Regions from separate parts of the Homo sapiens genome. Here all the other regions are linked to region 2. The links are chromatin contacts, found by Hi-C or POLR2A ChIA-PET in ENCODE. All regions are on one chromosome and are shown on one strand. Each heading gives the region's core, a stretch centred on a gene start or an enhancer-like site at or near the end of the contact. The rest is flanking DNA. Distances are from core to core; before and after follow the strand shown. Region 1 holds the start of PPID (peptidylprolyl isomerase D). Region 2 holds the start of NAF1 (nuclear assembly factor 1 ribonucleoprotein). Region 3 holds the start of FNIP2 (folliculin interacting protein 2). Region 4 holds the start of C4orf46 (chromosome 4 open reading frame 46).

The links. A loop is a pair of places that touch in the nucleus more often than their neighbours do. ChIA-PET counts read pairs that join two places held with the same protein, here RNA polymerase II (POLR2A). Pooled maps may share reads with other maps.
Region 1: a pooled map shows a loop between it and region 2 (25-fold over the local background). The contact joins the promoter of PPID here to the promoter of NAF1 in region 2. A Hi-C loop is called at or near these places in 6 of 50 pooled maps.
Region 3: a map of CD4-positive, alpha-beta memory T cell shows a loop between it and region 2 (17-fold over the local background). The contact joins the promoter of FNIP2 here to the promoter of NAF1 in region 2. A Hi-C loop is called at or near these places in 1 of 168 maps with a recorded cell type or tissue (CD4-positive, alpha-beta memory T cell) and 6 of 50 pooled maps. POLR2A ChIA-PET finds 5 or more read pairs at or near these places in 2 of 52 experiments (both activated T-cell).
Region 4: a map of naive thymus-derived CD4-positive, alpha-beta T cell shows a loop between it and region 2 (35-fold over the local background). The contact joins the promoter of C4orf46 here to the promoter of NAF1 in region 2. A Hi-C loop is called at or near these places in 2 of 168 maps with a recorded cell type or tissue (both naive thymus-derived CD4-positive, alpha-beta T cell) and 12 of 50 pooled maps. POLR2A ChIA-PET finds 5 or more read pairs at or near these places in 1 of 52 experiments (K562).

The regions. Positions count from the first base shown.
Region 1 is chr4:158,721,788-158,725,061 of GRCh38, reverse strand. It overlaps PPID (peptidylprolyl isomerase D), which reads left to right and starts at 1,666. Exons shown (of 10, transcript NM_005038.3): 1 at 1,666-1,858. The coding sequence starts at 1,774. RefSeq lists enhancers at 1,088-1,672, 1,560-2,039, 1,673-2,256.
Region 2 is chr4:163,164,954-163,168,558 of GRCh38, reverse strand. It overlaps NAF1 (nuclear assembly factor 1 ribonucleoprotein), which reads left to right and starts at 1,669. Exons shown (of 8, transcript NM_138386.3): 1 at 1,669-2,196. The coding sequence starts at 1,832. RefSeq lists enhancers at 1,716-1,915, 1,936-2,055, 2,086-2,165, 1,657-2,524.
Region 3 is chr4:158,767,345-158,770,619 of GRCh38, reverse strand. FNIP2 (folliculin interacting protein 2) reads right to left here and starts at 1,594. Exons shown (of 17, transcript NM_020840.3): 1 at 1,301-1,594. The coding sequence starts at 1,407. RefSeq lists an enhancer at 949-1,686 and a silencer at 1,644-1,853.
Region 4 is chr4:158,669,879-158,673,250 of GRCh38, reverse strand. It overlaps C4orf46 (chromosome 4 open reading frame 46), which reads left to right and starts at 1,364. Exons shown (of 2, transcript NM_001008393.4): 1 at 1,364-1,635. The coding sequence starts at 1,450. It overlaps ETFDH (electron transfer flavoprotein dehydrogenase), which reads right to left and starts at 955. Exons shown (of 13, transcript NM_004453.4): 1 at 761-955. The coding sequence starts at 794. RefSeq lists enhancers at 607-1,108, 710-1,269, 1,112-1,748, 1,749-2,385 and a silencer at 1,690-1,759.

The DNA of each region.
Region 1 (3,274 bases), core at 417-2,916, 4.4 Mb after region 2:
GCACTATAGCATCTAATTTTCAGTAATTTAAAAAAGAGTGTATAAGAATGCTTTAGAGATTACAAGGCAAATGCTTACACATTATCTTTTTCCATTCTCATACCCTGTTCTTTGGCACTTTACCGAAAAGGAAATGAGAAGGGTTCAGAGAAATTAAATGACTTTTCTTTGGTAACATGCCTAGTATACATGTAGTCAGAACTTGAAGCTTTTGCTTTTTTTTTTTTCTTTTTTAACATCAACTTTCGTGCTTAGTCCAGTGTATAACATCACAGGCAAATTCAAATTGAGAATAGGAATCAGTTGTTCTTTAACCGTAACCCTTCTAACTTTTACTTATCCTAAGACCGGGTAGCAAGTAGGGCAGGAGCCTTCATCTAGAGGGATGGTGACAGCTCTGATAGGGGAAAATTAGCACTGGTCTTTCCTTCCAAAAAGCCACTCTGGCTGCTGCTGTTGACACAAGGCTCCTGGCTTTTGAGACATTATTTGAGTGCTGGATTCCAATACTTTTTACTTTCTCATAAGAAAAAAAAATGTGAAGCATCTAAGGATATCTCCTGCCTTATTGATAAAGTAAGCCTCAGGCTGAATCCAAATTGCTGAGCTCCAATAGAACTACAGGGCAAAGCATCTACACAGGGAATTGCCACTCTTCTCCAAAATTAGGCTTTATTAAGAGGCAAGGCTATGTTCTCCTCATATATATGTGTGTGTGTGTGTGTGTGTGTGTGTGTGTGTGTGTGTGTAAAAAGTAAATGTTTTACACAGATCCCCATAAGGGAAAAGTGGGCTATAGTAATACAGTATTTTTTTGTTTTTCTTTTTTTTGGGGGGGGGGGGGACAGTTTCGCTCTGTCACCCAGTCTGGAGTACAGTGGCGCGATCTCGGTTCACTGCAACCGCCGCCTCCCGGGTTCAAGCGATTCTCCTGCCTCAGCCTCCCGAGTAGCTGGGACTACAGGCAAGCACCACCACGCCCGGGTGATTTTTTTTTTTTTTATTTTTAGTAGAGACGGGTTTCATCATGTTGGTCAGGCTGGTCTCGAACTCCTGACCTCAAATGATCCGCCCGCCTCGGCCTCCCAATGTGCTGGGACTACAGGCGTGAGCCACCGCGCCCCGCCAAATACAGTTTTATCAGGAATCAAAACTGTGCTCTCTTCTGGACTCTCAGCTTTAGCTGTTTGGAGCGTTTAGTCTAAGCCTTACCACTTACATTGTAATGTGAAGATCAAATTGTAACGACATGGCAATAATAAGGCTCCTATTGGTTGGGTACCACCAGTTTATGCCAGGCATTGTACTGATTCATGTCTTTAATCCTCAAAACGACCTTCCGAGGTCAGCGTTTTTATTCTTTTTCCAGAGGAGCAAACTGAGTTTCTGAGAAGTCACACCCAACTTGGTGGCAGAGCTGACGCTGGCATGGGGTTGACTCCAAAGCTCTCTACGCCACGAGGGTGGGAAAGACAACGAAACACAAGCGAGAAGAATAATGAGAACTGGGATCGCAACTTCATTAAATGAGAAGCCAGGAACAGGTGGCGGAGGGCACGCGGTTCGCTGCACGGAGTCGCTCAGGCTCTTTGAAACACCGCGCGGGGGAGCGGGGCGGTGCCGGAAGTCAGGCCATGGCTTCCGGTTCTTGCGTCGGAAGTGGCCGGTCAGCGTCGCTGCCGGTCTCCGGCGGAGACGGACTCTGGAGTTTGGGCGGCCCGGGCGGCCACTAGGTACTCTGATATTCCGTACTAAACACGTCTGCAAGTCAAGATGTCGCACCCGTCCCCCCAAGCCAAGCCCTCCAACCCCAGTAACCCTCGAGTCTTCTTTGACGTGGACATCGGAGGGGAGCGAGGTGAGCGGAGTCTGACGCTCGCGGAAAAGCCCCGAGGAGGCGGGGGTTCCCGGGATTTGGGGGATTCCAAGGGCGGAATGCGGCTCCGGCCGGTGACTGCTCAGTTTCGCGGAGGGGATGGCTGCCTAGGCTGGTCCGCCGGAGCAGGCCCGGAGATCTAGGGCTAGATCGATCCAGCGCCCTTGTATCAATGCCATCGGTGGTGCGGAAGTTTCTGGAAATTTCTAGTTCGGGAATTGTGGCGTCCTTTAGGTTTGCCTCCTGATTTGGTGGCACTTCCACGCCACCTTTGCACTACCAAGTTAGCATGAAATATTTTATGTTTGCAATGGGACAGTTCGGAAAGCATATCCTGGGATATGCGTCTGCTGGGCCCCAGGAAACTATATTTGCCACATGAGATAATATATCAGCACGTGCTGTGTTATTTATACGTTAAAGGGACTTGTTTGCTCATTGCTTTTGCCTTATTACTGATTCTTAATTTAGAGGTCCGTTCAGATGAGCAAACATTTTCTCTTAATTTGCCATTGGGAAAATGCGCTCAACGTAGTGATGGTGTTGCCTAGGTTACATAGCCGCTCAGAAGTTCCTAAGGCCTGGTGAATTAGGGAGCGTGTTGCTTTGTAACTGGATTGGCCTTGTTCTGGAACACGTTGGAATTGCTGGCCAGGCAATGTGTTTGAATGCATGTACAGGACACACACACGTTTACACGTACATTCAGTTTGTTGCAACTAGCTAGGGCTAGGTTTAATCTCACCTGTCTTAGCTGCTATCTAGAGGAGGAATTTTTACAGCTTTTGCTTCAGAGGTTGCATGAGGCAGTTTGCTCAGAGCACAAAGGCTGCAGGTATACGTAACACGTGGCAAGTCCGCCCACCCAAAGACTGTTTAATTTTCTCCCGTTGGTTGCTTGGTGATTGGAAATTCTCAGTACCTCTTGAAGAAATTACTCAGGATTTAAAACTATTTGTATTTAATGATATCTCTTACATGGTGCTAATCTTTTGGCTACTATAATTGGTTATGATCCTTAGTGTAATGTTTCAAATCTGTTTATATACATACATGACAGTAGGTAGACTAAATTTGAATATTAGAATAAAATAAGATTCACTAATTCTAGTGAGTATATTCAAAGGAAATGAAGTTTGTATGTCAAAGAGGTATCTGCACTCCCATGTTCATTGCAGCATTATTCATGATAGCCAAGATAATGGAATCAAACTAGGTTTCCATCTACAGATGGATTTTTTTTAAAATTTGATATATGTGCACAGTGGAGTACTATTCACCCATAAAAAATAATGAAATCTTGTCACTTCTGACAACATGAATTAATATGGAGGACATTATGTTACATGAAATAAGCTGGGCACAGGAAGACAAGGCATGATCTCACTTACATGTGGT
Region 2 (3,605 bases), core at 420-2,919:
GGGGAATAATTCTGGCTCAAACGTCTTCCCTTCTCAAATCTGTACTGCATGTCTTTGCAAGATCATTGTTAATTAAATATTTTATTCGTGAGTTCATGCATTGTTCCATTTTCCAAGTATTTTTGCACACTGAATGTATGACATGCCACTCCCTTATATAAAGCCTTACTTAGTGCTCACATGAACTAAATGAGATAGTATTTTTATCTCCATTTTACAGATAAGGAAATTAGGATTTAGATTAACTGCCCAAAGTCAGTAACACCAAACACAAAATGGTAGAGCTGAGGCCTGAACACAGGTCTTTTTAGTTGAAAACTCTGAGCTCTGCTTAATCATTGTGCTAGTAAGTTCGTATCCCAAGTTTAAAGTCCTTCTTCACTTTGGAGGATTTCCATGAAATAGCCTACCAATCCTACTTCCCATTTCTGCTGCACTTGGATTTTCTATTTCATATTTCAAATATTTTTCTAGTTATCTCCTGTGCATTGCCCTTCTCTACTTCAAGTAGATTGTAAGCTTCTTAAAACCTTACTCTTATTACACTTGCCTTGCATTTCTATGAAGATCTACTGTTGTAGATGACACACTAAATTCTCAGTGAATAATTTATAAAATCTTTAGCACAGTCCTTGGCACATATGCATGTTTAACAAATGGTATCAATGATTATTATTACTACACAGGGACTGATGCCTCAAACTGAAGACCTAATAGGAAACCAGAAAATTCTGATCTCTTCCTCAGTCCTAAGAACTCTGCTTGCTTTCTCCACAATTTAGACTAGTGGTTTCCAACAATAAGTGAGTACATTTCAGTCTCATAGTCTCATCTCTCTACTACGAAACAGTGCTAAGTATGATATAGACATCACCATAACATGAACAACACAGCAAAATTTTGTCCATTACTGCTCTCTTTGAGGGTACTTTGGAGAAAGGAAAATGGAATAGTTGTAGTTACATTTTTGAAAAAATGGTTAATACCCTATCTATCGACAGATGGATCTATTGATGGATAAACTTCATTTAACTTTCATGAAGTTACTAGCGTCTTGTCAAGACTTCCTGGCTCAAGTTTCTGATGTACAGAACTTAGCATTCTTCAGGCACCCCCCTGTTGTATAATCCCTGCTTCATTTTGGCGCTTCAAGCAGAATTGGTTCACATGCAGCAATAGGAAAATCCGACATTCAGGCCTTGAATGGTTCACATGACGCAGTGAAAACGGTCGATTTAGGGCCTCCCTAGTCCTGATTATTTTTTTTTGAGACGGAGTCTCGCTTTCTCGCCAGGCTGGAGTGCAGTGGCGCGGTCTCGGCTCACTCCAACTTCCGCCTGCTGGGTTCAAGCGATTCTCCTGCCTCAGCCTCCCAAGTAGTGGGAATTACAGGCACGCGCCACCATGCCCAGCTAATTTTTGTATTTTTAGTAGAGATGGGGTTTCACCATGTTGGGCAGGCTGGTCTGTGAACTCCTGACCTTGTGATCCGCCCACCTCGGTCTCCCAAAGTGCTGGGATTACGAGCGTGAGCCACGGCGCCCGACCCCCTAATCCTGATTTTCGAAGATATGACGCATGTATCCTGCCCCCGCGAGCGCCGTCGCGCCGTCGCGCCACATACGTCACACGCTCTTCGGAAAGCGTTGCTGCGTAAATGGCGGGGGCGTGTCTTTTGGCTCCTCCGCGTGTAGTTACCTGAGAAACGCGGGAAGTTGGGCCCAGGCAGTGTTGCTGCGGTTGCCTAAGTTGTTTTTCTATTTCTGGAGAGAGCCGTGAGCTTGTCCAGGGGCCCCAATCCTGAGGCCGACCCGGTTTCTGGCGCGGTGCGATGGAGGTAGTGGAGGCCGCCGCCGCTCAGCTGGAAACTCTGAAATTCAATGGCACCGACTTTGGAGTTGGGGAAGGTCCGGCGGCTCCGTCTCCGGGCTCTGCCCCTGTGCCAGGGACACAGCCGCCGCTACAGTCGTTTGAGGGGTCCCCGGACGCTGGGCAGACCGTGGAGGTTAAGCCTGCCGGGGAGCAGCCTCTGCAGCCCGTTCTGAACGCCGTCGCGGCCGGGACCCCGGCGCCGCAGCCACAGCCACCGGCTGAATCGCCGGCCTGCGGAGACTGCGTCACCTCCCCAGGAGCCGCAGAGCCTGCGCGGGCGCCGGACTCCTTGGAGACCTCGGACTCGGATTCGGACTCGGACAGGTCGGGTGCCTAAGGGACCCGGAGCTGTGGGGAGAGGTCTTGTATGACGGGCGGGGGTGGCTGGGGCCTAGGAGCCTAGAGGTTGCTTGTGTGGGCCCTGGAGGGTGGGCAGGTCGTTGGTGCTCCGGGCTCACGTGTTGAAGTATTGGCTCCGACTGCCCCTTATTCGCTGCCTCTCAAAGCAGGTCGCGTTGTGAATCTGAGCTTAGTACTGACTTATTTCCTAAATTTGGTGGCCTGAAGGGTTCTATGTATAGATCGTATCATTTTTTGTTAGACTTTAGAAAACCCGAGGATCTTAGGTTATTTCCGTAACTACTCAGTTTAGGCTGTACTTTTGTGGTTATAGTTGAGTTTTGTGTCAGATCTGATTTTTTTTTATCATCACATCTAGGCTTTGTTTTTTGAACCACATACATTGGGGATCAGGAAAAGTATTATTTTTTGTGTTTCAAAGCTGGCTCTTGATGATTACGTTAATTTATAGAATCCTTGCAGGGAACACGTGTTTATGAAAGTAGCCAAACAGTGTTATTTAGTAGTATCTTATGCTTCTTACGTTTTGTGAGAGCCTTTCCCCCTTGCCCCCACACCTGTCTTTTAAATATGAAATCTCTGGGCTGGAGAGGACTCCAGCATGTGGGATGTTACTAAACCACACTGAACATTGTCTACAAATAGTTGAGTGTGTTGAGTGGGGTACTGAACAGGTTAACAAGATAGACACGTGTTGAGGAGGTGAGAAGTTTAGTTTTCAGGGAAGTCATCAGCGGAGAGTGGAAGTGAAGAAGGCTGAAGGATTTGAGTAGAAGGAGAGGGTATGAAATGTACTGGGAGGGGGAAGTAACAACTGTAAACAAGGTTGGATTTCTTGGCAGTACTAAGATTGCAGTATAATCATCTTGTGGGATTTCAGAGCTCATTTTACTAGCAAAGAAAAGTAAATGGTAGATGATTTGGGGATACGTTTTGAAAGCAGAAGGGATATGGCGTCATAATAGGCCAACTTAGTGTCAGGATACTACTTCTGACTCTGTGGGTGATGGCAGAGGATACCAAATATTTGAAGAAGTCAAAAGGGGTACAACTTTTTGCCAGTTAACAGCAGTGAAATCAAATGGAAACTGAAGAAGCAGGTTTAGTTAGTATAATGCACTTTTTCTTGTTTTAACTTGCTATGAGTGTGGGTGTATAGGCCATTCGTACAAAGGTGGCCAGTATGCCGTCAGAGATTGGACATGGAGTTTAGAGATGTCATAGCTGAAGATTTAGGCGTTAATTCACATGGATGATGACTGAAATCATTAATGTGTATGGGATTATCCATGAAAGTAGTAGCGAAAGAAGAGAAAGTGAGGATGGAACCCTTAAAAATAGTATATAAAAGGGCTTCAAGTGGGGAGCCAACA
Region 3 (3,275 bases), core at 345-2,844, 4.4 Mb after region 2:
TTAACTTGGGGAGTTTAAGGTCCTCACAATATGCCTTCCATGAGCGCGCGTGCACACACACACACACGTTTAATTTTCACATGACCACAGTGAGAGACTGTTTTAAATGATGGAATTCAAGAAAAGCAAAATCTAGAACATAAAACTTAATCCAGAATTTATTTCAAAGTTTCACTTGAAACTTTTAAAGGTTTATTATACTGGGTCTAGATCTGTTTAACAGTGAACTGTTTTTGCAAGACATTTTGGCCAAAAAGCACCTAGCATAGTGTCAGAATTGGGAGTTGGTGCTCAATTTTAAAATGTGTTGAAAAATTGTTAAATAAACTTCTCAACATACCTGTGCTCAAAGGCAATATAGGACATTTTAAGGCGTCTTTTAAAAGTTAGCCCTTGAAATCAGAATAGCATAGGGATTTTAAAGACTGGAATCTGTGGTCAAACTGCTTGGGTCAAAACACAGGCTCTACCACTGACAGCTGGATTTTGGGCAAGCCGCCTAAGTTATCTGTGACTTTAAGTTTCCTCACCTGTAAAATGGGAATTATAATAGCACCCACCTCACCGCATTGTCAGAAAAGTAAACGACAGAAATCAACATAAAGCATTTTAGGTAGTAAGCTCTCCATAAATGCTATCAATATTCAAAGGTATGTGTTCGAGAGATCAAATCTATTAAATATACATATCAGCTTTGATCAATTGAAATCTCGGAAATTTCATAATTGCATCTTACTCCCCCTTTCCACACATCATGCGGCATCAACCTTCCACATGATGTGGAAATTACATACTTTCATTCATCCGTTTGAGAGCTTGTCATATATGGCAAGAAAGAAGAAAGATGCCTTTTTCGTGACTGTTGCTCCTTCAGAACTTCAAAACACTGTCACGTACACAATAGGTTGGAGCTGCCCTCAAAATGACAGCTCACAGCTTTGCTGGGCCCGCAGAGGTGCCCAGGCGGCTCTGCCCGGAAGGGGTTCACCCCAATAACCGGAGAATCTCCGGTCGCCACAGCCAAGCACAGCGCACGCCCGGGAACCCCAAGGAACACAAGAGAACTCTGAAATGGGGAAGGACCCTGAGTTGTGGAGAAAGAGCGGGAGGAAGGGTCACGGAGGGTCCGGAGCCACACTCGGATCAGGCGCGTCCACGCTGACAAGCCCGGGACCAGGTGCCGGCGATAGGCAGCGCCGTCCTGGACAGTCCCTTCCCTTTCCCCTACCCGTCCCCTCCCCGGCGAGCACCGAAGCCAACTCGGGTCCCGCGCCAGAATTGCCCCCCGGCGCCCCCTCACCTAAAGGCGGGTCCTTCCTTAGGAGCCCTGCCCTGGGCAGACGCCGCCGCGGAGCTGCCGCTGCTGCCCCTTTTGTTGAAGAGCTTCTGGAGCAGGGTCGGGGCCATGATGCCGCCGCCGCAGCTCCGGCCGTGGCGCTCGGGGGGCCGGCGGCTCAGCGCGCAGCCGGGGGCGGCGGCCGCGGTGGCGGGGCCATCGCGGCGGCGCGGCCGCCCAGCCTTGCGGGAGCGCGGGGCCGCTGCGACTGAGTAACTCTGCTCGGCGCCGGAGCCGCCGGCTGCCGGTCATATGACTGAGCCGGCCCGCCACCGCCTCGCGCGCTGACAGTTATCTCCTGCGGGAGGAGCCCGCAGCCCCACGGCGGCGGCGGCGGCGCGGGAGGAGCGCGGCGGCCCCGGCGGCGGCCATTGGCCCGGCGGCCGCCCGCCCCGGGCTCACGTAACCCCGGCGGGAGGCGGGAGGTGGGAGGTGCGGCCAGGAGCGGGCGGGCGGCCCAGTACTCCGGGCACGCGGGGGACGCGGACGGGGGCAGGCGCGGCACTTAAAGGGGCCCGAGGGGCGAGGGCGGCCGCCGGGGCGCAGCTCCGCGAGTGGCGTGGGGTTCCCACGGAGCCTGGGTTCTTTCGCACAGCGAGCATGCAGCTAGGCCGATCTTTGTTCTTTAGAGACAAAGCCCCTGAACTTGGGTCCTCGCTTTGTTCAGGTACAAGAGCCCGTTCACAGAAGGCGTATGCTAGGGGGGAAGGCTTGGTACGCGCGGTGGCCGCTTCGGTGGGCTGTGATTTGAATCACATAGCACCCAAGGTTTTGTCAGGTTTCCTCCATGTCCAAATTCGATTCCTCCAGGCTTTCACAAAATTTAAACTGTTTATCCAAATCATTTGTTCTGTTTGGCGTCTTGGGCCACCATACCATGGTTATATAAGAAGTTGCATTTGAAATATTAAGTCCCCCCTTTAAAACATACACACACACACACACACACACACACACACACACACACAGAACTCACTACATAGATTTAGAAACTTAAGATATTTTATAGCAAGGGATTGTTTTTCCTAATACATATTTAACAGTCAATCAAGGCATATCAGCAGCAGATATTTGGTTTGAGGAAGGGAGGAGTTCATGTGTTTGAGTCCGCTTTCCTGCCCTGTCCCACCCCAGTCCCCTTTGGAATTTAATCCTTGGTGGTGCAGGGCTCTAAACAGCCAGTGTAGGACACGTTACCAGACTCAAAGCAACTTCTTAATCTATGTTTTAGAGCGTTGGGCTTCACGAATTTTTCCGATGATGGGAAATAGAGATAAAGTTAGTAAGACCCCAACCATGCCTCTTCTAGCTTCTCCATGAGTAGTGAACAGTGACTCACCTGGGCTCTCTTACACTTGTTGAGAGGAGGACTCTTGGAGACTCAAAAAGGAAAATATATTTCCAAAAACATAAGTAATCAAAAGAACCTATTCTGGGCCTATTTTACTTTGCATTTTCTTTTTTTAATTGTGTTAGTTTCTGGACTTGGTTGGGAACTAGCTGTGAATAATGTGCTGAAATTTCACAAAGGTAAGAGAAAGGTGGTAGAAATGGAAACTTAGTCATTTGTTTCCTTCGGACTTTTACTGTTAAAATGGTGGATTAAGTGTTTATCCTGATGAGCAATCATCCTTTTGCACAATTGAGTGTACACAGAACCCTAATTTGCAACTTTGCTATTTCTGTTTGCTGAAGGCCTTTACCTCATAGGGCTGCCAGTGTTGGTCAGGATGCTATATAGAAGGTATTGGCTTTATACGTTGTGACTTTCAGATACAGTCCCAGGTCATACTGTGGCCAGCAACTCACCACCTTTCCTTACTCCATCCTTGGTCAGAAAATGTCCTTTATTCTCCAGACTAAAATCTGCATGTTCCTCATGAGCCTAGCAGCTTTTGTAACTGCATATAGAAGAGGAATTTGACATATTGTGCCTCAT
Region 4 (3,372 bases), core at 115-2,614, 4.5 Mb after region 2:
GCTCACTGCAACCTCCACCTCCGGGTTCAAGTGATTCTCCTACCTAAGCCTCCTGAGTAGCTGGGATTACAGGAGTGGGCCACAACGCCCAGCTAATTTTTGTATTTTTAGTAGAGATGGGGTTTCACAATGTTGGCCAGGCTGGTCTTGAACTCCTGACCTCAGGTGATCCATCCGCCTCAGCCTCCCAGAGTGCTGGGATTACAGGCTTGAGCCACCACGCCCAGCCCTTAATTTTAGACAACGCAGAAAAACTGGCTCCAGATACACTTGGGTGACTTGGTCAACATATGAATGTTAACCATGATGTGACAGATCAGACTTCAATTTCTTTAGACTGAACTAGAATGGCTCCGAAGACGAAAGTCAGGTCAGGACCAGGGAGAAAAACTGGGCAAATACGATTTTTTTTTTTCCATTTCCAACAGAGGTTTGAAGATTAGAACCAGGATTTGGGAAGCCTCAGTTCAGGAGTCCACCGAGGTGTGTGTGTGTTGACAGGTGGTGGTGATGCCGAGGGCGTGTTGACAAGTTTTCCCCGCCCTTGACCTTTAGCCTAGATATTAATTCTACCAACTGGGGCAACCCCAGAGGGAGGAAGCCAGGGTCCCCCAACAGGCTGACAGCGCGTGACCTTTGCCCTAGATAGCCTGAGAAAGCTGATGAGAGAAGGGGCGAGAGGTGCCTACAGCCCCCAGGACCGGCCTTGTCCCTTTTGCCCTAACTCCTCCACTTATCCCCACCGCCCGTTTCCTCTCACCCAGGCAGGACAGCTTGGCTAGCGGCACCAGCATGTTCAAAGTCACCAGGACTCTCGGTCGGACACAACAGGAGGACTGTCCGCTGCTCGCGGCGGGCGCTGGACCTCTAGGCCGCGGGGGGCGCCATCACCTGCCGGAAAGCAAGAACTCTGCTGCAGTTCGCCTCCCCGCTCTGCCGACCGCTCTTGCTTCACGGCGTTCCCACCTCCTTCTCGCTCTGCGCCGGCGCCATGGATGACGCAACGGCCAGCCGAGGCTTCCGGGTCATGTACCAAACCAGGGAAAGATAAGGGACTCCAAGTCCCAGCCGGGGAGCGGTGAAACAGCCACAGCGCGGCCAGAGGGGTCCGCGAATCCCACAGCACGACGCACGCGCAGTGAAAGGCAGTAGAAGGCGGGGCGACGCACACGGCTTCCTGGGAGGTGTAGTTTTCTCTACGAGTGCCCTTCGAGATCGATTGGAGGCTCGCGCAGGAGCCGTGAGTTGCCTAAGGTGAATTGACTCATATGATTGGCTGTCCCGAAAAATGAAACGTCTTTGTGGTCCGGGGCTGAGACCCACGAGGAGACTGGGCGGGATTTCTGGCGTTAGGAGGCGGGGCCTTTCGGCTTTGGGCGCGAGTGGTTAAAAGACAGTTGGTGTCGGTTCGGCTTCTCGGGTCGGATTCCGCGGTCCCAACCCTTCCCCATGGCCGACCCTGAGGAGTTGCAGGTTTCTTCGCCGCCCCCGCCGCCTCCCTCTTCTCCCTCCTCTTCAGACGCCTCTGCAGCATCTTCCCCGGGCGGCCCAGTGAGTTTGGGCTGGCCAGTTCCGAGCAGGAGCAGCGGCCCAACGGTGGACCAGCTGGAGGAAGTGGAGCTGCAGATCGGAGACGTGAGTGTGGTGTCGGGACCGCGTCCCCCCTCGGCGCCTCTGGGAAGACCGGCGGCGGCGGGGCTCGCGAGGCTAGGGAATCGGTCCCCCAACCCCCATGACCCGGGACGACCGGCCCTTCTGCGCCCCAGAGCGTGCGGGCGGGAAGCGGGGGGGATGCCAGCAGCTAAAGTGCCACCCCTCTCTGAGGGTTCCCCCTTTAGATTTAGTGGTGAGGAGTCTTAAGGGGTTTTCCTTCCACCCGCCCCACCCCTCACTGGTTTCTTTTTGTCTCGCCTTCTGGTTTCAATCATCCGCAGTAACCCGAAGCCACGCAGCTCTGCGCTGCCTGTTGCTGGCTCTCTGCCTCCTCCTTTCCCATCGGAGAATAGTTTTCATTGCATGGGTTTCGGAGAATAGTTTTCACTGCATGAGTTTGCTGGCTTTCTGTGGGTACTTGAGATCAGGCTGTGATTTCTTTCCATGGGACTTAGAGCCTGCTGTTCTAGTTGGCCACCTGCCCAGGGACAGCTGATAATGCCATTGTCTGCCCCAGGCCTGCTTAGCGCTGGACCCAGCTTGAAGGGTTTAGGTCACGTGGATTGGCTTCTTTGACGGTTTAGTTCAGGACTCCTCCCTTTGTATGATTGCTAGAATGCATACTTAGGATAGTTTCTGTTAAATCTCGAATCCCCAGAAACTAGCACCCCACCTCCCAACCGTAACTCACACACCACTGGAGGGGAGAAGACAGGGAAGGGGAGTTTTATGTTCTCTTGAGTGGGTCAAGTGGAATGAGGTATGTAGAGTGTAACCTGGGAGAGTTCTGTGGCCTGACCTTTCCTGCAGATTGGAAACTAGGGGATGAACTAGATTATCTCATTGCTCCGCAAGTATTTTTTTTTAAGGATGACTAGAGTGCTTAACCAGCTTTTATTTTTGCAGAACAAACTGATTGCAAGTAAATATGTAGAATGAAGTGCTAATGTGTTATTGAGGAACACTGTTTTATTTTATATCATTGGTGAAGAAAACGTTTGGCTGAAAAGTGAATTTTCCACCAGGAGCTGAGTGTTTTCTGCATTTGTGTGTGATTTTTTAATGTTATTTGTCAGAGCTCAGAGTTTCTGTTCTTTGATCTATACATTTTCATTGTTTAAAGTGTTCACAGGTCAATGCCCATGTTACCCAAATAGCAGTAAGAATTATTTATGATGAAATCTCTCAGATATATCTGGCGCTTAGTGTCAAGGGGTCCAAGTCATCTTGTTGAGCTGAGACTCTAGTGTATTTTCATAGAAAACAGCAATCCTGGGCCAAGCACGGTGGCTCACGCCTGTAATCCCAGCACTTTGGGAGGCTGAGGCAGGCGGATCACCTGAGGTCAGGAGTTCGAGACCAGCGTGACCAACATGGAGAAACCCTGTTTCTACTAAAAATACAAAATTAGCTGTGCGTGGTGGCGCATGACTGTAATCCCAGCTACTAAGGAGGCTGAGGCAGGAGAATCACTTGAACCCGGGAGGCGGAGGTTGCAGTGAACCAAGATCGCGCCATTGCACTCCAGCCTGGGAAACGAGCGAAACTCCGTCTCAAAAAAAAAAAAAAAAAAAGAAAACAACTATACTGATTTGTCATATCTCAGACATAATGGATATTTTTCTAGCAGACCTGTTTCTTCAAAGTCTACTCAATATTAAAGAATTTCTTAGGTTCCGTGAAAGAGCCAGTGCTGTAGTTTGAAAACTGATTACTTTG